Linked DNA regions of Homo sapiens: region 2 is linked to region 1. Evidence: chromatin loops called from intact Hi-C (ENCODE). Cell type or tissue: psoas muscle. All regions are shown on one strand. Each heading gives the region's core, and the rest is flanking DNA. Links, peaks and the distances in the headings are about the cores only.

Region 1 (11,378 bases), core at 1,875-9,874:
TTTTGCTATTAATCCAGACTTTTATGTGATTTAGCAACTGCAAATTTGATCTTGCACGGGCTTTAAGATGGAAAATGGAAATTGCAAGATATTTGATTACTCATAAGTTACTTATCTAAGGAGAAAACAAATTTCAAAGGTAGACATGACTAATCTGAAAGTTGAAAATATGCAAATACTATTACATTTACACTTAATGACTTGGGTATTGAAAATAAAAACAAATTCCAGATATGGGTTGGCCCAATAGCTTACATTTTATCTAAGACCTATTCATTCAATAAATCAGCCCTTGGTCTTGAATAAAGCATTTAAAACTACTGATTACCAAAATTGATTACTGCCTTCTAGTAACAAATACCAGTTTCCAAATTAAATTTGTTGGCACAAAAATATATCAACAGGAAAATGTTATCATTCCATAAATATTCTGAACTGATTATTTCTCTGTTTATCTGCCAAGATTACAAATCATTGTTTGTTTCTATATCATTGATTCATTTCCTGACAACCAAAGATGTTTTAGAGATATCTATAACACACTTCAGTAGGAATTTTCTCTCCATCAACTTTTTCAAATGTCATGCTATCTGAATACATCTACAATTGGTGGTTGAGGTGGGAGAATCTCTTGAGCCCAGGACTTCAAGACTATAGTGGGCCATGATCACACCTGTGAAGAGCCACTACACTCCAGGCCTGGCAGCATAGTAGGATCCTATCTCTAAAAAGAAATAAATTAAAATAAAGACTAAAATTGGCTGTTGACAGGAAAAAAAAAATAACTCTCCATAGAATATTTATGAATGGGCCCAAGGAATGGAGAGGAAAGAGCATGTGATCAGATTAGAATCCCACAGAACATGCAATAGTCATATACTTGTATTTTTCCCAAACTCCTGTACTAGCAGAAAATTCATATCCAGATCACTATACTTCATGAAGACTGTAACAGGAAATTTTCAAAGCAGTGCTTTCGAAAAGTAATTTTGGATGACATCTCAAGTAGAATTGGAATAAAGCCAATCCCATAACTTAAATTTCAGAACAACTGTTTCTATCACTGTTTAAATATTCTGTACACAAAACATGTATTTATATATACTATTTTGAACACAAAACACAACTTAGTAACTCATAAGTAGAACATGCATGTTCTATAATTTTTAGCAACTTGACCTTTCATGCACAACTGTCCATATTCTTCAGGAAAATGCCCAGGTTTAGGGCAAAATGAAAAACTAGTGATCCTTGCTAAGGCTGAGTCAGCTTGGTTATAATGCTGATTTGTCCAACTGAACGAGCTGAACTACCTAAACAGGGATTTAAAAAAAATCACTATACAGAGAAGAACCCTGCTTCTGCCAAGGAAACGCTATCACAGATCCTCCAGTGAACAAGAATGAGTGTGTAACTCCTCTCTCCTTGTAAAAATATCTCAGATTGGTGATTGGGGCTCTGAGGCAAGACTCGGGGATTTAAATATGGTAAATGACTGTATAAGCTTAAAGCACCATGGACCATACAGAATGGATCACCACCATCCCTTTGACACCATTTTCACGAGTTCTTACAGACTGAGTAAATGAAAGCTGCTCTCAAAGCCCACTGTCTACCTTTCCAGCGTGTTGTTTATGTATGAACAGCAAGTTGTAATTAGTTGCTATAAAATATATCATTTTATTACTCTCCATCTTACTTTCTATTTTAGTTTTAAAACTGAAGTCCACAGAAAGCCCATATATTCCTCACATTTATCTAAGCATTCAAATAAAACAGTTACTCCTTTCAAAATCTCTGCAAATGATAAAGCAGTTGATTATCACAGGAAAGAAAATGTTTTTGAAATATTTTCAGATATTTCCTCTTACAGACGTTGACCTCAGATGTTAGTGGGAGAAATGGAAAGAAAGGCACGATAGCTTAGTCTCATGATATTTTTAAACAAGAGATTATGTAATATTTCAATAATAGCAAAGCAGAGACAATTACAACTTTAGTAGATATTAGTTTTTTAAGCAAACGATAGTTCTCCAGATTTTCAAAGAATTAGTAAATCTTTAAAACGAATACTAATCAAATATTTAGAATCACTCTATAAACACGTAAATTAGCACAAATTTATGCTGAATATTCAGCGCTTTAAAGGAAGCAAATCCTCAGATTTGATGTGATCATTAATATTGATTCATATATCGACTTACTCTCAGTAAGAAACTCAATAAATTTGTTTATAAAAAATAATATGGAATAAGAATAAACTTAAGAGCCTGCTATCAGACTTTCCAACCTCGAGTTCAAAAGACATATATTTCAGGATGTAGGCAAAAACACAGGTTGGCAAATACACATGAACACATAAACAAAAGAAAACTAAAAAAATTCTTTGTTTTTTAAGAAAAAATTTTGAGCATTAAAAAAGAGGTTCTTTTACTGATCTATTTGTCTTGACTTTGAGAGAAGAATTTATAGCAAGATATAAATCATCATTGTTTAAACAGCTAATAGGTCAGGTGGCTTGTAAAATGAATGTTTAAGAATGATATCAAACAGTAATATTTACTTTGTGATAATTTTAAAATTAAACCAATATAAAGTAAAAAAATTGCAACAAGTGCAAATCAATGCTTCTTTTATTTGAACAAGACTTAAAATCAGCTAACGTGATTCTTTCTATACAATATCAATTGTATATAAATCAAAGTAACATTAAAAAATTATTTGGTTATATAAGCTATAGTTCTATGTTGGCTGCTTGGAAATATGACATTTGTTCATCTAATAAAAGAGTAAAATATGGCAGTTAATTTTATGAGAAAAGCCTTACAAATGCATTACAGATTATAATTACTGTTTTAATATTTCACTTTTATTGTATTAATGAAATAACAAAGTATTATTATTAGCAGTTTATATGAAAGGTATCATCTTTTATTTTAGTGCATACTTTCTCCAAAACAACAAAGGTTGGTGTCTTCACGTGCTTCTATATCTAGTTTTGTTACTGCAAATTCCAAATCATCCTGACTATACTAGTTTTTATGGCCGAGGTCACTGAAGTTGTGCCAAAAATTCAACAATGATGTTCAATCTAATGTAGCAATGCATTTATCTTATTGCTGAATTTTAGACTCCTCAGAACAAAGCACTTCATTTAAATGATAAATGCTCACCTAAAATACCCTGTTGTAAACATTTCTCACATTTAAACAATTGTGGATAAAATACTGCAATGGTAAAGCTTTCTTTTCAATACAGAATAAAAGTTGATGTTTAATTATTTAATGTCTCTTTTAATTGGAGGGAAAGAAAGTATTTTAAGTGCCTGTTGCATAATTAAAATAAACAAACAAAAAACCCTGTCACATTTAAAATGGTAAAAGTCCATAATTTGAATTGACAACTATAAATGAATTTAACTTTTTCTGAAGAGTAAAAGAGATTCCACATTGTAAAATTTCATAGATTTTAATATTTCCAATATAAGTATGGGGGAAAAGATGAACGAAAAACTTGTTCGAGCTATTCTTTATAAATTGAAGAAATTCAACAAAAATATTAAAATATTTTTCTTTTTAAAAGTAATTACATTTCCATATAGTATTTTTAAAATGTTAACTCAATGAAGGAAATGTAATCAGTGTTTTGCATTTTTGGTCCTAAGGAAAACTAGCTAATAATTCTGCTAAAAAGCCTAGATTATGGAAATAATTACAACGCATTGCCATAGCAAAAGAAAGCAATTTTTTTAGCTATTTCAGTAAGGAAGATAATTTAAATTGTCCTTAATACTTACTTGTTTCTACCTCAACTAAAAAACATTTGTCAGTAATCGTGTACAAGTAAGTTTCTTCTGAACTCGCAAACTAACACTTCTGTGTACTCCAAAAGTTCTATATTTGATGGCATTTACTTTGCTATGGGCTCTGATTAACAAAGAATACCCTATAATTTTCAGTTAAAACATTTCTTAGTAAATATTAGAAAAATAATCTATCAATTTCAAATGCTAAGTACAACAACTGATTCAAAATAATCAAAAAATAAAAACAGAAGATGTGTGTAAGAGCTAAAATTAAAATTAAAATTGAATTCAAAATTAATTTTTAAGTGAGAATCATGCTCAACAAGAGAAGCTATCTTATTTTTCCTGCACCTGTTTCATGATAATAAATGTGAAAATGTTTGGTTTTTAATCCAAGTTTTGAAATATTTACCTTTATTAACTGCTTTTATATAAATTACAAAGATTACATTAAATAAGAATTCAGCTGTAAACTCACATACAAAGAGACCTTATCTAGGTAAATTTCTATTAATAACAATTTATAACTTCTATGGCTTTTAATGTTGACTAGTATGAAAATTCCAAACACTCCATTCCTCGGTTAAACTAATAGCAAGGTTTTTACAGTATCATAATTTGGTCCACAGCAAAACAAATATAAATTGTATATTTACAAAAAATGACCTGAAGGAAATCAGGAGGCAATTTCTAATCCTAAAATTTACCTAAAATTAATATGATTTTTTCTATCACCAAAATTTGCAATATTCTATACTGTAAAGGGAAGACAAATACAGAATAAACATGCCTATTAAGAAATCTCTTAATTAGGTCACTCTTAAAAAATAATGTATCTGATTCTCATCAATATTTTAAAGAGAAATATGACTGTTTCTAGTAAAATAAAGTTGCACTCTGGATTACTACAGATTAACACACAAGGCATAATAGTATTTACGATAGTGATAATAAAATTTCTTTTAAAAAAACAAAATAGAGCAACTGATATTACACTTTTCTACTTCTAATTATTCTGTAGAGTACCTATGTTTAATGTCTAAAGATATTATTGAAAATGGCTATAGAAAATTTGAGGTGTTAATATTTGATTGCTATAGTATTTCATTGCCACTCGTGAATTTAACTCTTAAAACACTAGAGTATAAAATTGGCTTACAGAACAAAATTCAGTTATAGTAATATCAAAATTAATAACAGTTCCAGAAATTGGATGTTAAGTACCTTTGAGCTTCAAAATTTATTTCATGAAAAATTATCCTTTTATTGCAAAACAGCAATTAAACACAATTACTTAAAAGTTATTCAGCCATGTTTATATACCAAGCATTTCTATTAAAACATTTGTTAGAAATAATATCAAGGTGTTAATACGTTTTTAAAATTATATAGCAAATGCTGACATTTTTAAAAATCCCAAATGCTACCTTTTAACATAGACAAAAACACTATAAAAATGTTAAGCTTAATTGCGCGCACGATGAAACTTCTAGAAAACTCCATTACTTACTGTTCACTGAGTATTACTTACAGAGATTAACAGTTTTAAGAATTCATTTGTTATTTATCCTGTAGTGTTTTGAAAAACCTTTTTTGCACTGTATACTTCTCAATAAGATGATCATACCTACTCTGGTCTGCTGAGAAAAACAAAAAATCAGCAAATCTTCTTTAAGACTGTGCTTGCTCCATCGTATCTTAGGTGGCAACAAGCAAGGAATTCATAATGATAAAAGCAACAACATGAGAAAAAATATTTAATGCTTGTTTCATATTGACTGTATAAAGTCATTTTGACATGCCTATACAACTGGTTGTGGCAGCTTTCAGACATGATTCCTGATTTAAAAAAAAAAAAAAAAAGAAAGAAATTGCTCCAGGTTCTTTAGAGAAAGCTTGCCGCTGGGAAGTTGATTTTGGCCAAGTGCCAAAATCATGTGCAAAGGGGCCTCATTACGGATTCATGGCAGCCTTCAGCACTAACAAAAAATGTGACCCAACAGGCTAAATCAGCGACTAAAATTAAAAAGTAAGAGACAAAGACAACTTACTTAATATTCCTTCCAAAGCAACATTAAACTTTTTTTGGTAATTAAACCCTTATTAGTATAATGCAGTGTTCCTCTGTCCTCAAATGATTGTACAATTACTCTTTAAAACTTGTCAATTTCCCTTCTAAATAACACTTTCTTTCTGTGGCAGTTTACAAAGATTTCGCTATATAATAAAACTCTATATCCACTGTAATGGGTTCAATAGAAGAAAACAAAATCGTAAAAACGCAGACGACAGTATTCCTTTAAGATTTAAACAAACAAACAAAAAATAAGCAAACAATCGTCAGTACATTTTGAACTTCTACAAAAGTGAACATGCACCCTCTAAACTCACATTGGTTGCGATTAAGCAGTCTCACTGCCCAACTTTCCCCCAAAAAAGTAGATTTGATATCGTAGCCTTACCTAGATGTCTTCTGGCTTTTCTGCAGATCAAAAAGTTTCCTCCCTAAGCACACAGATATTCTTTCACAAACCATAAAGGCCCTTTTATGAATCCAGCACTGTAACAGGCTACCTTCCACACCACGTTGAGAGCCCAGTGTACAAGCTCTCAAGATAAAATACGTTGCTAATACACAATTAGTGGGAGAGGTTGTCTACTGGAGAATTTATCTTAACGACAGGAGGAAAAAAATAGAAGCTTTTTTTTTTTTTTAATAGCAAAAAGGGTGCGGTCAGATGTTAGGTTTTGCCTGAGAAAAGGGTTCTACACTGCACTAGTACCTAAACACTAGCAGAAGCTGCCTGGGAAGGGAGCCAATGGAAGGACTTTGTTTGACCCAGCTGCCAATCTCCCCTGAAGCCGTGCGCCAGACTAAACACTCACACTATTTTAACTCAAATCAGGCTACAGCAGCTGTTTGCTTTCCGGCTCTGAGCTCTGCACCCACCATGGCCTGTGCAGTTCACCCGCGAGCTTTGCTAGCTGCCTGGCTGAAATCTGTTCCGGGTTGGGATTTGTCATTGGGGAGCAAATATTAACCCTATTCCTCATGGTAAATCTGGACTGTTTGTTGTTCAGCATTTGGATCTGGTCATTGGGGTAATTTCTGATCTTTTAAAAGAAGACTGATATTTTATATCATGGAGAAAATTTGAGATTTAAAGGTAACAAGGATTCCTACGTTTCTTTGAAATTCTGATGTAAACTCTTCTGATGTGTTCAAATTAACACTAAAATAGCCCTTGTGTGTTCCTACAAAAACAAGGTCCTTAGAGTCCACCTCTAAGAACAAAGATGGTACCCATTCACTCCAACCTAAAGCTCTTCGACTACAGCAAGATGGTAAGTTGGCATCACAGAGTCGGAGAGACTCACATGCTTGCAGGAGTTAGCACTGACTCCTCAATGCTCAGGAAAGTTTCTCCAAAAGCAACACCTAGGCACACAAGAAGTTTGCTTTCCTTGTACGAAAAGGTACCAAGTGACCTAATTTACCGTACCTAAATTTCTAAGCTTATTTAGTTATTAGGCTAAGTGTAAAATTCACATTCTGAATTGTACAACGTTATGCCCACAGGTAGCCTGAAGTTAAAAACAAACTAGAGAGAAGTTAGTTAGGGAATGTACAATTAAAGTAATAATCAAAATGATCTGATTGTAGGGGGGAAAGAGATCCAATAATTAAGATTGATTGCACATGAGATAGGAGCCAAACATTATGTATGTGGCAAAAATAAACCAGTAAGTCATTCAACATGTGGAAGAGAGAAAGAAGCTCAGAGGAGTGTAATAACATGGATCATAACTGAGTTATTTTTACTCCTGACCAAATTCCTTCCTATTGGACAACGATGGTGAGAGAAGCCAGCATGTTTTTCGTTAGAGATTTTAGTTTCTGTTGTTGCATCAGGCAAAAGGATATCTCTTAATGTAAGGCAAATAGACAGAATTTTTGTTTTTGTTTATTAACATAACTAATTTTGATCTAGCTATGATGGTTCACAATGCAGTCAGAAGATGAGCAAAAGTGAAATGTTCCTAAAATACATGAAAGGTGTGTCTTCAATTTTTTTTTTCAGAAAGTTGTTTCCCTTGCTTTAAGAGGAGAGTTTATTTTGTTTCTATTCTTGCCCCAAATGATAGATCTGTTTTCTTATCTTAGAAACTAGAGATCTAAATTACAAAAAATTGTAATTTTATAATAAAACATTATTTCCTCAGATAGGAAGTAGCAAAGATGCCTACAGAGAGGCTGAACTATTAGGCTTTATAGATGCACAAAAACTGAAAGACCCAATAAATTAAAAATATATGTCATGATAATATTGCACAGCAAATAAGGCTAGTATCCTTATTTTGAAAGTGATCGATATGTAAAATCAAAAGATTCCCATTGGATCTGGCTTCATATATAGCAGTGTATAGTTTGATGCTCAGAATTCTTATGGAATCTAATAAAATGCTGGGAAATCATTTCTTTTGTGTCCCCCTTTTTTTCCAATGTAAGAAAATATTCAGCTTGTTTCTCTGAATGGTCTATTACCATCTACAAATCACCCACTATCACATTGTTTTATGTATATATATATATATATATATATATATATCTGCAGTAGCTATAGACTGGCAGTCCTATAGCAACATTTGTTGATCTCAGTAATCACTTCTTTACACTTCTTTTCTGTCTTTTCGTTAGACATCTCATGCACAATAGCAGTTAATTCATATCATGACTGTTACAGGCTGAATTGTCTCCCCCCAAATTCAGATGCTGAAGTCCTTACTCCCAGTACCTCAAAATCCGACTGTAGGTGGAGTTAGTGTCTTTAAAGAGGTAATTAAATTAAAGGAGATCAGTAGGATGGGCCTGAATCCAGTGACTGGTGTCCTTATAAGAAGAGGAGGTTAGGACACAAAAACACAGAGAAGACCATGTGAAGACACAGGGAGAAGATATCCATTTGCAAAGCAAAGGATGGGGCTCGGAAAAACCTACCCTGCCAATACCTTGAGCTGGTACTCCTTGCCTCCAGAATCGTGAAAAAATAAATTCCTGTTGTTTAAGTCGTTCAGTCTATAGTTGTTATTTGTAGAAAACTAATACAATGCCTAAGTTGAAAGGAGTGAAAAATTGTCCTATCTACTACTGGAATACAATTCATTTCTATACTCAAGTGTTTGATTTTGTCTAAGACAGCATGGAATGTACAAAGGAAATGTAATTTATTCACATTTTCCAGAAAAGAGGAAAAACTGTGTGTACACCAGAGTTTTATATAAAAGGAATAACAAGGTGCTAAAAATGAAGGAACACAAGACACATTTGCCACTTTTCCATGATACTTATTTTCATATTTTGAACAGGAATACTGTGCTTAACTCACTTTGTAAATAATAAAATAGTATGTACACAATTAATACATACAGACTTTAAAAATAATTGTGGAATAAATAGGTGCCTAGCATTTCCTTTGGGTTAATTGAAAATGGTATGTGAAACTTTTGATTTTGAAAGACAGTTCTGACACATGGACAACTCACATTCAAGTTCTGATGCTAGATAAAAACTTTATATCAAGAGTTGGAAGCATAAAAGCTAGTCTTTGTAAGTGGAGAGTTCCAATAATCTATGCAAAGGGAAGAGACCCTAAAGGAAAAAGGAAAAGAAAAGTGGCCTTATAAAAAAGTCTGTATAAAGGTAAATGAAGGAAGACTGAAGGTGTCAAAGATAAAAGAAATTAGAAGGTTAATCAAATATCTCCCCCAAAAAATCATCTTTGCCCATAAGCAAAGCAACAAACACACCACTCACACGAAGTTGGAAGACACAAGGTAGCTATGGGAAACATAATGGAGTAGGAATATTTTGCTGCTTGTGGTGGGCAGGATTCTAAGATGGCCCCAAGATTTCCACTACCTGTATACTTTTACTTCCCTAGTAGGTGGGGTAGAACCTGTGAATATGGTAAGATAATTGCTTTGTTGTTAAGAGTCAATGAGATTTCCATCTAGTATTAGTAGAGTGAGAAAGAAGAAAAGAAGCCAATTGCAAATCAATCCGCCTGCCCAGAAGAGGTAAGGAATAGGTGACTGAAATTACCATTGTAACAAGATGCCATTTTACCTAGCCACAATTCCCACCTGATGCCACCTGAACGTGAGTACTCATTTATTCATCCTTTGGCTCACCTGATCCTATCAAAAATTCAGTTTAATGCTGACCCTGTGTGGGGCATCGGGCTGTCATGTGGTATAAAAAACACAGCTTTTGATCTCATGATGATAGTCTAGGAAGCAAACTGAAAGCAAAACAACCAGTCCTAAAGAAAATGGCACTGTGGTGAGCAATTAAAATGCTGAGGTGGTAACGTCCAGTGTTTTCGTAAATGTGGCAGACTATTATGACAATATTAGTAATTATCACATATTCAAATAATTATAATAAACAAATTATGGAGAAAGGTGCTATTTGAAAAATGCCATTTTTTTTGTCATCCTACAGCTACATGATGTCATTGTCTTAAAACAACTAATATAATATTGGTTGCGTGAAACTACAATTGTTAGTCTCTTTTACTTTTTATGAAAATATTTCCCCTCTACTTCTCATGCTAGTTGAGACCAAGAAGACTATTTATCTCTTGAAATTCTAACATTTTAAAATAAAATCTGAGACATAATCTTTCTTCACAAAACCCCATTGTTACTCCAAAGTAAATTGCAAACCATGCTACAATGGCTTTCACTTTAAGCAAGATATGCTAATAATGACATGGTATTTTGAACACCTATTTCTTAATGAGAATAACCAGAATACATTGAGAAACAATTTCAAATAAAGTTAAATTAAGTTGAATGTGATCATGAAACAACTCAAACTATTATAAAGAAAATAAGCTTAAATGATTAAGTAAATCTTCTCCACAAAGGTCATATGGAAATAATTTAAAATAAAACATAATATGACATGTAATTGTCAAAATAGAAATTTTTTTAATTTAGCAAACAGAGAGGCACACAGATACATGCAAACAAACAAACAAAAATATGGTACATTGAAGTAATGGAGGGAAGATATCTATCTTATTAATTTGACCAGAATTTCAAAAATGATTTTGCATTCTCAGTATAATTTTTTTTAAACATTACCAGCTTCATTCCATTTTCTAAGCCTATAAATCTGCTTTTTTTTTTTGAGGGAATCTCTAGAGGCACTTTTATATTTTATCAAATATATTTTTTAGTTTCAGAAAGATTAAGAACAATCTAAACACACACAGAGAAATTGATGACACGAACAGCCATATATCTAAAATAAGTTGAGATAATAATTCATAATCTTTCCCCAAAGAAACCACTGGATCCAAATGGTTTCACAGGTGAGTTCTACCAAATATTTAAGGAAGAACTCACATCAGTTTCCCATAATCCCCTCCAAAACATAAAAGCAGAGGAACGCTTTCTAACGCATTGAATGAGGCCAGCATTACTCCTAATGCCAAAATTAGATAAATATATTACAAGAAAGGAAATTTGTACACCCTTATCCTTCATGGAGGTAGACATAAAA
Region 2 (11,378 bases), core at 1,785-9,784, 200 kb after region 1:
CTGTTTATTAAAAGGGTGTGTCTAGCATATGGTGGAGGGAAAGAGATTTGGAAGAAAGACTACCATTTCGGCCGTTTTACCTATGCAGGTTTAAAACATTGCTATATAAGTGGTTAATAGGCTGTCCTTTCATATACCATAATTTCTATTTTATCATCCACAATTTTCTCAATAATAAGAATAGCCAGTTTGCCCTTTTTCTGCTGCATTGTGTTGAGAGTTGCTGTATCTGTGCCTTGTGAGTAATTCCTATCTCTTCTACATTTTCAGTCTCTCACTCCACCAGTTATTTTCCCATAGACTATTAGTAATGCCTTTGTGTCTCTTGTCTAATTAATTAATGCATCCCTCTACCCTGTGAATTCCTCCAGTTAATGTCCTCCCCTCCCCTACATAGCTAAGCTCCTCAAAAAAGAACATGAACCTGTTCATTTTAACTCTTTCATTTGTATTTTATTCTACTATGCACTGAGTGGGTGCTCCACTTATACTTCCACTATGTTACTGAGACTGGTCTCACAAACGTCCCTAATAAACTCCTAATTGTGACACCCTATGGATTATGTTGGTAAGTCATATATATATATATATATATATATATATATATATATATGGCAGGTTGCTATTCCTAATGTTATTCTTCCTCCTCTAAACATTTTGCTTTGTGCGATATTAACACTACATTTATGAAACGTCAATGACCAACAAATCTACATCTCTAATTCGTCCCTGTGTTCTAACCTTTGGGCCCACATATTGAACTGCATACTTGGAATCTCCACCTGGCTGCCACATAAACACTCCAAACAAAACATAGCTAAACACTGAACACTAACCACTTCTCACTCTTGCCTCCCAAACCTCTTTTCCTATTCCTATTGGTGAACAGCATCACCATCTACCCATTAACCCAAGACAGATGCTTGGGAATCTACTGCCTCTTCCACATCATCCAAATTTTATCATTGACTTTGACTTGTTAATACTACTTCTGGCCAGGGGTGGTGGCTCACGCCTGTAATCCCGACACATTGGAAGGCTCAGGCAGGTGGATCACCTGAGGCCGGGAGTTCGAGACCAGCCTGACCAACATGGTGAAACCCCGTCTCTACTAAAAATACAAAAATTAGCCAGGCATGGTGGCATGTACCTGTAATCCCAGCTACTCTGGAGGCTGAGGCAGGAGAATTGCTTGAACCTGGGAGGTGGAGCTTGTAGTGAGCTGAGATTGTGCCATTGCACTCCAGCTTGGGTAACACAGTGAAACTGTCAAAAAAAAAAAAAAAAAGAAAGAAAGAAAGAAAACACACACACACACACACACACACACACACACCCTACTACTTCCTTAACATATACTGCATCAAATCCTTTCCTCTCTATCCCCACCATTCAGGCTTTATTTTATGTCCCAATATTACCAGAAGGAATCATTTAACGCCTCTTATTGTGCATTCCCCATTCATCCCCTGCATTTCTGCCAGAGGGCTCTTTCTAAAATGTACAGCTCTGTTGCTCTCCTGCTGAAAACCCCTTAAAAGATCTTCACTGCCTAAAGGAAAATGTTCATGAACTTTGGCATGGTTTTTAATGGTTTCCAAAATCTTACCCCTGCTTTACCACCTTACCTTCATTCTCATCTCTCAGCATGCCTTATTTACATGCCTTAGTAGTCACAGGTACCAGACATGTGGTTTCATGCTTCTTTTATCCTCTCAAATGTTCCATGTCTAAAACATATCTCCATCCCTGCCTGTGAAAAAGAATCCTATTTCTGTCTATCCAGATTCTGTTGGAGCTTCCCCATATAAATGAACCCTTTCTTGATGGCACTGGTAGAAGAGGTTCTTCTTGATGACTTTACTCCTGTTGATACACAGTTCTTATAAAGCAACTCAAATATTTTATAGAACCCATTGATTTTATGCCTCTAATGTCACTATACTGGTCTTGCCTTGTTATCTCCACTAACATGATTGGTAGTTCAATACATTACTGATGACATTCTAGAATAAATACAGAATAATGAATTAATTAATAAATAAATGATGTATCCCAAAACCCTACCAAAAAACACTAACACATCAAAACATTTTCAAAAAATTCTCCATGACTTTCTAATCCCATTTTAAAGCACAGCACACTGAAAATAACATACCTACATGATACGCACAGTCTAGTATGAAAAGAACAAAGTGTCAACATAGGACAAATCTATTAGGTCAACTATTGACAGACATAAGCCATTTCATGGACTTTGGCTAGAGCTAAACTTGAGAAAACTATTTCACGTTAAACTTTGAACTTTAGAATTTAGGAAGAGGGCAAACGACCAAAATAAGCTGCATAATCAGCTTAAATTCAATCAGCACTATTTCTAGATATAGCTTAAAGATCTGTGAGCTGTCTTGCATCTTATTACCAAAATTAACCATAGACAAAGCATGTGAATTGCTTATGATCTTCAGCAAATAGTGATTTTCAAAAACACGTGTAATCTTATTCATGTGGTTGAATCAGAACTACATTTACCCAGCAGTACAGATGGATATGATTTGCTCTGGAAACTGAGACTGTTTTATTACTTTACAGTTTTTACCTATAAAAATAAATTTACATGATAGTGCATATGGTGAGTCTCAGACCTTAAAATATGCCTAGAAATAGCTGAATAAAAATGCCATCACACTGCAGCTATGAAATTCAGGTTGGATGCTTTCACACTGTTTACTTTGATACCACTATAGTAATACCTTTGTGTCTCTATTTTAATTTTATTTTAAAAATACATAGCAGTAGGCTGGGCACGGTGGCTCACATCTGTAATCCCAGCACTTTGGGAGGCCAAGGCGGGTGGATCATGAGGTCTGGAGATCGAGACCACCCTGGCTAACACAGTGAAACCCCATCTCTACTAAAAATACAAAAAAAAATTAGCCAGGCGTGGTGGCGGGCGCCTGTAGTCCCGGCTACTCGGGAGGCTGAGGCAGGAGAATGGCATGAACCTGAGAGGAGGAGCTTGCAGTGAGCCGAGATTGCGCCACTGCACTCCAGTCTGGGCGACAGAGTGAGACTCCGTCTCCAAAAAAAAAAAAAAAAAAAAAAAAAAAAAAAAAAAAAAAAAAAAAAAAAAAATTTATCTATATATATCTATATATATATATAGATATATATATGTTATATATATATATACACACATAGCAGTATATAAACTCATCTTTCCTGTAAAAAATCTGAACAATACAAATGTATTTGAAGTAAATTTTCCTTCCCCACCTTTTCTTAATTTTATTTTCCTCCCCAGAGGTTAAGTGTTTAGTGTATATCATTCAAGTTATATGATACATTCACATAATAGATCTTTTTTAATATACATGTCATTTATAAAATGTATTGTTCTAAGTCTTGCATTTTCTCTTAATAGTAAGACTTAGAGACTTTGTTGCTAGAAGTATAAACTGTCAAGAACAATTTTGAAATTCAACTTTTAACTAGGAATTCCACTTCTGCAAAAAATGGCATATACAGTGGTGATTATTATAGGGATGTTCAAAACAATGAAGCAGAGGAAATGAAATAACCATCCAACAATAGAGGAATGTTTCAATATATGGTATGATGATAAGTCCATGCTATGAATTATCATGCTGCTGGTTTAAAAGTATGAGGCAGATCTAAATATAGTGAATTTATGTACCTATAAGTTATTTCACAATGTTTCTCTGGAATTATTAATTCAGCCTTATTTCCAAGCAATATTCCTTACCATTTGACTCTCACACTCTTGTCAACCACCATCTTAGAGATATATTTTTCATAGAGACATAGGAAGGGATTAGTGGAAGATGGAAGATGGAGGATCCTGAAAGCTTGGTAAGCGGCAGGGTCCTATTTTGCCTTATATTAAATAACACAGAAGGAAAGAAAGACCTAGTAATAGAAAGACCTAGTAATAGGAATACCTGGGCCATGTTAATCACATGCATAGCTAAGCTAGTTTTTATTTGCAGAAAGTAACAGCAAGGAACTGATTGAAAACTAAACTATACATAGTACTTAAGATTGCTGCACATAGCTGCAAAACAGGCCCAGGTGCCAAGTTATTAAAAAAAGATTAATGAAATGAAAGCAGAAATACTAGGTGTGAAATATGAGAATAAAAGGGAAAGAAATTATAAATATTCAAAAAAGAGCTTAAGAAAAAAATGAGAAATACTTTTAGACATGTGATATAAATAGTTTTAAAATATTCATCTTCTCTCAGAGTAATAAAGAGAGGGCTAAATATTACGCTTAAAAAGATCAAAGGAAGAGGAAAGTTATTCTATAACTAAAGATAAATTCACAATTTTATAAATAAAAGTTTCAAATGTGGAACTTTTTTCAAAAATGTCACTTAATCTACTTCATATTCTCTCCTTTGAGACGAGAGAAAACTTACTCTGACACATTTTTTGTGAATTATTTTTCAAGGTCAGATTAAATAAACATATTCTAAGAAGATTGTTCACATAAATTATCTCATTTAATTCTCTCAGCAGCCCACTGGGGTAGAAATTCATAGCTGCATTTTACTACTGGATAAACGGAGGCTCAGAAAGTATAAGAAACTCAGCCAGCCGGAACACTTCAGAGCTGGAATTTGAATTCCCATTTGTTCACTACAGCTTTAACACTCTTTCTATCTCATCACAGTTGCTTTAAAATCATTATGTAAGAATGCCACCAGAATGGAAATGAGTACATTGCATTCAGTTTTAGTTAGCTTTTTCTGATTAACAGATACATTCACATTACATATTTTAGGGTAGTGTTTATAAAATGCATAATGACTATCACTTAATAAACCTGATTATACAGAGAGTTGTCAGACATATCACCCTCTTTTTATGTGGTAGGGTGGATTACAAGGCTCCGAAATGAGTTCTTTACTGTTTTTTTGTTGTTTTGGGTGCTCTGTTTAAAGACAAATTTTTTGTAATTAAATAGCAATCAGACATTTAAAAGACAAGCTGATCTCAGTACTGTATTTATGTAAGGCAGACAAAGATTGCATTTTCTATTTTGTGGTCTGGACACCTGGGGCACAAACTTCAGTAAGAGGGTCAACATCACTGAAATAATCCCTCATGTATCTGTCATATAAACAAGGCTTTAAATTCTGAAAACTCCATATAACAAAAAGAGATAAGTATTTTTCACATTACTATTATGAAGTGCCAATGTTTCTGTTCTTAGTTGATTTGTTCTTGTAGCCACTTGTATAACTTTTTAAAAATCATTTTCCACTTAATAAAATGCTTTGCACTGGCAAAACATAATTATGTTATGCACGAGCCACAGAGATAATTATAGTTCCTCCAGACATTCTTAATCTGTATTAGTGGAAACAAGTTACAGGGTGATGAGAACCTCACATATCATTATCCAATCTCAACAGCTGCTTAGTTAATCTTGCCATAATCAAATCCAAGTTATCATCCTATCATTTCTAACCTGCCATGTTCTTCTGAATTTCTGCTGATTTAAAGACATATCTATGCACTGTTGTAAGTCCTCAGATCTATTTAAGACTGCACTATGATTAATGTGTCTCACTAAGCCAAATGTCCTTTTTCTAACATAATTTAAGACTGCACTGTGTCCATATTTAGAATTCAACCTAACAAATAAGTGCTTGCTGAACTTCTCCTACATCCTTCGTATTAAAGGAAAGAGGGAGCCTTATGAGTATTAGAGAATCTGCTATATGTTCACAAGCAACCAAATCCTGCCATGGAGAAAATAAATTCATTTACACTATGATATGTCCAATTTTCCATACCTCTTAATTTGCCTAACACTTAAAAGTAGCAATCAAATGTCAAGTTTTCAGCTCAGTAATCTATCATCAACTAATTATCATCAATATAGGAAGCATTCCTTTTTAGAGCTGTATTAGAACCTTACTAATTGTAGTTTAGTACTTTGTCCTGTTTGGTTTTGCTTATTCCAAGTGCCAGGATTTCCACCATTTCCGATGGAACTTTCCTCTGTAATTGAACAAATTTCACTACTACGTTGTATTTCCTGTGATTGAGTTTATCCTCTTCCTGATGATTATTAAGCTGTGGACAATTACCTTAAATCTTCAGGACAAAAAATTAATTCTTCTTTGTTTTTAGCAATCTAGGAGACTCAATAATCATTTGTGAGTTTCCCAAGATTAATAAGCTTGTTCTTATCTGTGAAGTGTCGCCATCATTGAAACCATTTCTCAATGATGGCAATATTATTGCTTTTGACAAGCAAGGAAAAAGTTACAAAGGACTGGCTAAAATATTTAAGCCTTTCTATACACACCAAGAGACTCCAGGACTCCCTCTTTGGGGAACAAAAAGTGCAGGTAAATGAAAATCCTCCTTTTGTAAAAGAACTAGAGAATACATCCTACCTGCCAGGTGCGGTGGCTCAGCCTGTAATTCCAGCACTTTGGGAGACCGAGGCAGGTGGATCACCTGAGGTCGGAAGTTTGAGACCAGCCTGGCCAACATGGAGAAAACCTGTCTCTACTAAAAAAAATACAAAATCAGCTCGGCGTAATGCCGCATGGCCGTAATCCCAGCTACTTGGGAAGCTGAGGTAAGAGAGTCACTTGAACGTGGGAGGCGGAGGTTGCGGTGAGCTGAGATCATGCCATTGCACTCCAGCCTGGGCAACAAGAGCAAACCTCCATTTCAAAAAGAAAAAAGAAAATACATGCTACTACTTAGAGTGAAAAAACGATAGGAAAACAAACCCAACAGGTACTCATACATATACTCATCCTTATTAATATGTCTCACTGATGACTCACTAAATCCTTCAGGGTCTTCAAGACACCTGAAAAAGTTTCTTTATTCTTATTTTAATGTGTGCTTATAATTCTTAATCTGGAAATATTTTATATTAATTGTAAGTATGTTAGCCCATTCAAATCATACCTATATGCAATTTGCTCTGTTTTACGTATCAAACCCCTGTTACTAATCAATAAACTCACTGAAAGACTTACCCAGTTATTATATATGCAGACTTAGCTTCAGAGGTTGTTTTACTCCCCATATTCTATTTTTTTCACTGCCTTATTTAAATAAGTCAAGTTTCCTATATACTTAGTCCTTCTGTAGTACTGTCCTGCAGAGCAAAAGAAATGGTGATGAGGCATAGCAAAACAAAATAAAAATTTTCCCTCCAAGTGCATACTATTTAAAAATCAGTGGGAGTTTATTTTTTAAAAACTCAAAAGTATTCTGTTGTGGTTTTATTCCAACTCAACAAAATTTAACAAGAGCACCTGATTCTTACACATTTTCAGCCTAAATTCTCAAATCACAGATTCTAGTACATGAGATAGATTTGAAGAAATGCCAAAATCAAAAACCAAGAGACTTGAAAAAACATTAACAGATAATTTTAAGTAGAGTGGTGTGATGTAATAAGAATTGCAATGTAGAAAAATAATCCTTTGGCAGCAACCAATTATAGGGTAAAACTTATATTCTTTCTTTTTTTTTTTATCTCAGTCATTGCCCTAATATTTTACCTTACTGAATTGCTGGAATTGTATCATTCTCCCAGGTGTTAAAAGCCGAGACTGGTAGGCTGAGGACCAAGACACCTCTACAGACTCATCGGTAGGCTGAGGACCAAGACTCCTCTACAGACTCATGAGTGATCAGAAAGTCGCAACAATAGGCCATGGGATTTATGTCAGTGGAGTTAAGCCATGATGTTATAAAAATACTAGAGTGACCTCAGAAGGGAAATGATTTTATACACTGTTTGTGTATGTAAAACATGTAATAATTTGGCCCTCAAAATAACTCTGTGAAGTGGATAGAATGGTTATGTGGATAAAAACTAAAAACTCAGACAAGTTTCATGGCCAATAAGGAGGGAAACTAAGCTAAAACCCATATTTTCTGGTAACTTAGTCCTTTTTCCTCTTGCTTAATCAAAATTTTCTTCACTCTCTCAATACCATCAACGAGTAGGAAATAATAAAAGTAAATTTCAAACACGTTTAATATGTCTTTTTCTTCCCTTTTAAATATTTTTGGAATGTATCCATTATTGAAAGGAAACCTACACCTTAGATCAAAGTGTTTAAAGAGCACATAAATACTACTACCCATTATAACAGGAAACCACATGATTAGATACAATTTTTTATTACAATTAATGCACTTCCACTTGAATTCTGCTACCACACTATATTTCCAATTGCCATTCTAAGCTTAACAATTATACATAGCACATAATATGTTTGAGGGTAGTAAGACAATTTTTCTGAAAGTTGGAATAATTTAAATTATCAATCTAAAAGTTACATGTTAATTATGACTCTATGGCTGTCATCTAAACTTTGTTACCCCTTCTCTGACGGAGTTGAGGAGGATCTTTCATTTTGAACTTGGCAAGACTTAGGCTATCTTCTTGGAGGACTAACAGTCTCAGTTGCCAGTGAAAAATATTCTTAAGTCAAATACCTGAAAATGAGACTTCACATATTCTACATCAACACTATTTGATGTTTTACATTGTGGTAAATTGCAGCTACGTCTAATGGGAATAGAAGAGGCTATTTTACTCCTCAAACGTTTAAATACTTCCCCTGCATCATAAAAATGAGAAAAGAATGGCCCTCAAAACCCTATTTCAAGAGTGCCCTTTATGGTGTGAATACAGTATTCTTGATTATGCAGATGAGACTTACAGGTGCCATTGAAGAAGAACTCCAATATTACCTTTTCCTTCACTGAAGTCTAGCAGAATCAAGACTCATAATGCCTTCAAACTCTCTGAAATGTTACCTTTCAGTATCATTTCAAAAAATATCTATACCCTGACCATAACTCTAGAAGAGAATGTAGAATGAAGATTAGAGCCATATAATTTTGGTTAAGGAAAAACAAAGATAAAAAAGACTTTTTAATGAGTTTTTAAAAAGGTGGGGGCATGGTCTATCCTATATAATTTATTATTCAGTTTTGTTTTGCAAAATGTGGTAACTTGTGGCTATAACAGAAGATATTTTTACTGTGCTTCTCTTCAAGTTCAAGGCTTTCAGAGACGTCATTGTCAAACCCAGAAAAAATTCTTGCCTTGGCAGGTTTTAACAGATCCTTAGTTAATGAGATCGACTGTTAGCTGTTAGTGCCCTTTGGAACTCATCAAATAATTCCCAAGGATTAACGATTGAGAACACTCTGTCAGTGAAATACAAAATCTCTGGATTACTCACCAACATAAACAATCTGCCTTTTCAAATCGACTTTCTCAAATGTTTTGCCTGTTCTCTCATTTCCATTCCCAGTGCATTAGTTCAAGCTGCTCTGCACTACTCCCATTCCTAATTTCTTTCCATTCTACTTGTTCTGAACACTGCTTTCTTTCTCAAGCATTTGCTGAAGATTTTGAAGTGACTCCTGAACTATAAATAGGGTGCTTAAGGCCTGTCATGTGATAGTCCACAAATATCTTTCAGATATCTTTATCTCTGCCCCTATCATAGAATCTCATCTCTGGCCATTTTATAGTTTCCTGTTGTCATGTCACTTTTCATGCTGTAGCCTCTATCTCTGCTGATGACGAGTCCCTGCCTATGCTTCAAGCTCTGTTCCAATACTGCCCCTTGCAAAAAGTTTCTCCTTATGAGAAAGTCTTTATCCCTCTACTGTATAAGCTAATAAATCCAGCCTTGCATTAACACTGACTTACGGAAAGTTCTGTTCCGTAACTACTAAGAATCTAGAGGGTAGAAAATGTATACTGGTTGTAGAAGTGCTCTCCACAGTGCCTGGCTCAGAGTTTGTACATACAACCAAAGTTATCCTACGTGTGTTATCTGGCTCTCATGAGGGACACAGAGAGATGACATTGCCCAGATTCACCTGAGCAAGGTATGGCCATGTGGCTGGGCACTGAAGAGTGGAGTATATATGGGTCTGCTCCAGGTCCAGACCATAAAATTTCCCCATGTGTGAACTAATACTTCAATAGCAACTGTGGAAGTTGCTATTGGTGGAGCTACAAGATGGAAAGAACTTCAGTCTTTGAATCAGGGAGTAAAAAACTGTCCAAGGCATACTGCGTGGATTGTAATCTGAACAAGCTCTGAACCTCTAAGAAGCTGGGGTTTTATCTATTACATCAGCTGATATATCCTTATAACACAGCAAGTCTGCTGATTGGTCAGCCAATTATTACAATGGAGACTATAATAAATAATGTTATTAATGTAGACATATGTATATATGTGTATATTTATATAGTTAAAGTTTTCTTTACCTGTGTGCCCATCAAGCATAATTTTATTGCTATTGCTTTTTGTGTATAAACTGCCCCATCAATAATTTTGAATTTAATATATTTTTAAATGAATGGAGAATTTAGTCACTAGAGAAAAAAATTTCAGTACAGACATCTGAATTTTTATAATTTGTGTAGTCTTTTACATTTGTATTGTCCATACTTTATGCAATGGAAATACTTCTTAGAGACTTACTTTTATCAAGACTTGCCAAAGCAAAAGCTCAGTTTTCAAAGAAATAATAGCTTGCTTTCTTTATATATACATTTTTAAAAATCAGTTTACCTAATTTTTAATTAAGTAAAATCACATAAACCACTGCCATAAATAATGTTTGAGAACAAGCATGATTAAAGCTATTATATGTTCGTGATATTGAAATTCTTTATATTTAGTTTAAGCCTTGTACTTATTAATGCATTTCTCTTCTCCCCTGTTTCTATGCTCAGGGTCTCCAGGCACATACAATCCTACCACACTGTTGCATTTGAGATAAACGAACACATTAAGAAATGGAGCTGGTACAATACCTATCTAATTGAATTGTGAAAGGTAGTTTACCAGAAGATATTAGCATGTTTTACTTGTGTTGTGATGGCTGTGTGAATTACTGGTCCAGAGAGAATATTATACAACCTTATTGCATTTTAAAGAACGTATGTTTTCTTAACTTTTTTTAAAATCATATATGAAAACCAGTATGATCTGCACATTTGAGATAGGCTCTTAAAATACGCATCTCCAGGTTTGACTTCTCTCCTTCATTGCTTGCAACTGCCAAAAGGACTTGCCTCTCGGCTTTCTTATCACCCCTCACAAACTTATTATTTCCCAAACTAAGCTCCTCTAGTCTCTCTACCATTAGCTCCTTTCCTGAATTTCCTGTTTCTCAGAGTTTATATGTCCGTTCTAGCCATTTTCAGCAGAAGACCAATATATTTGCTATTTGGAAATTTTCTTTTCATATCTATCTTTCCCTTTTCATCCCCCAAACAATCTCACTTCTAAGTCAAACTCCACCACAAGTTGCCCTGTGTCAGAGGAA

The links. Peaks named below come from ENCODE experiments on the same cell type or tissue, not always from the same donor. Only the 100,000 strongest peaks of a DNase experiment are listed, where the experiment ranks them.
Region 2: it touches region 1 in a loop (2.5-fold over the local background); 2 of 110 quality-filtered maps call a loop at or near these places.

The regions. Positions count from the first base shown.
Region 1 is chr21:16,414,631-16,426,008 of GRCh38, reverse strand. All of the region lies in intron 5 of MIR99AHG (mir-99a-let-7c cluster host gene), which reads right to left. Among named protein-coding and RNA genes, the nearest start is that of MIR99A, 120 kb to the left of the region's middle. In psoas muscle, for the core only: no CTCF peak of the experiment used is centred there; DNase peaks (open chromatin) are centred at 5,728 and 6,688; H3K4me3 peaks cover 6,271 bases; H3K27ac peaks cover 7,986 bases.
Region 2 is chr21:16,210,034-16,221,411 of GRCh38, reverse strand. The region is part of intron 3 of MIR99AHG (mir-99a-let-7c cluster host gene); the gene reads right to left. Among named protein-coding and RNA genes, the nearest start is that of SNORD74B, 69 kb to the left of the region's middle. In psoas muscle, for the core only: no CTCF peak of the experiment used is centred there; no DNase peak of the experiment used is centred there; H3K4me3 peaks cover 4,553 bases; H3K27ac peaks cover 5,596 bases.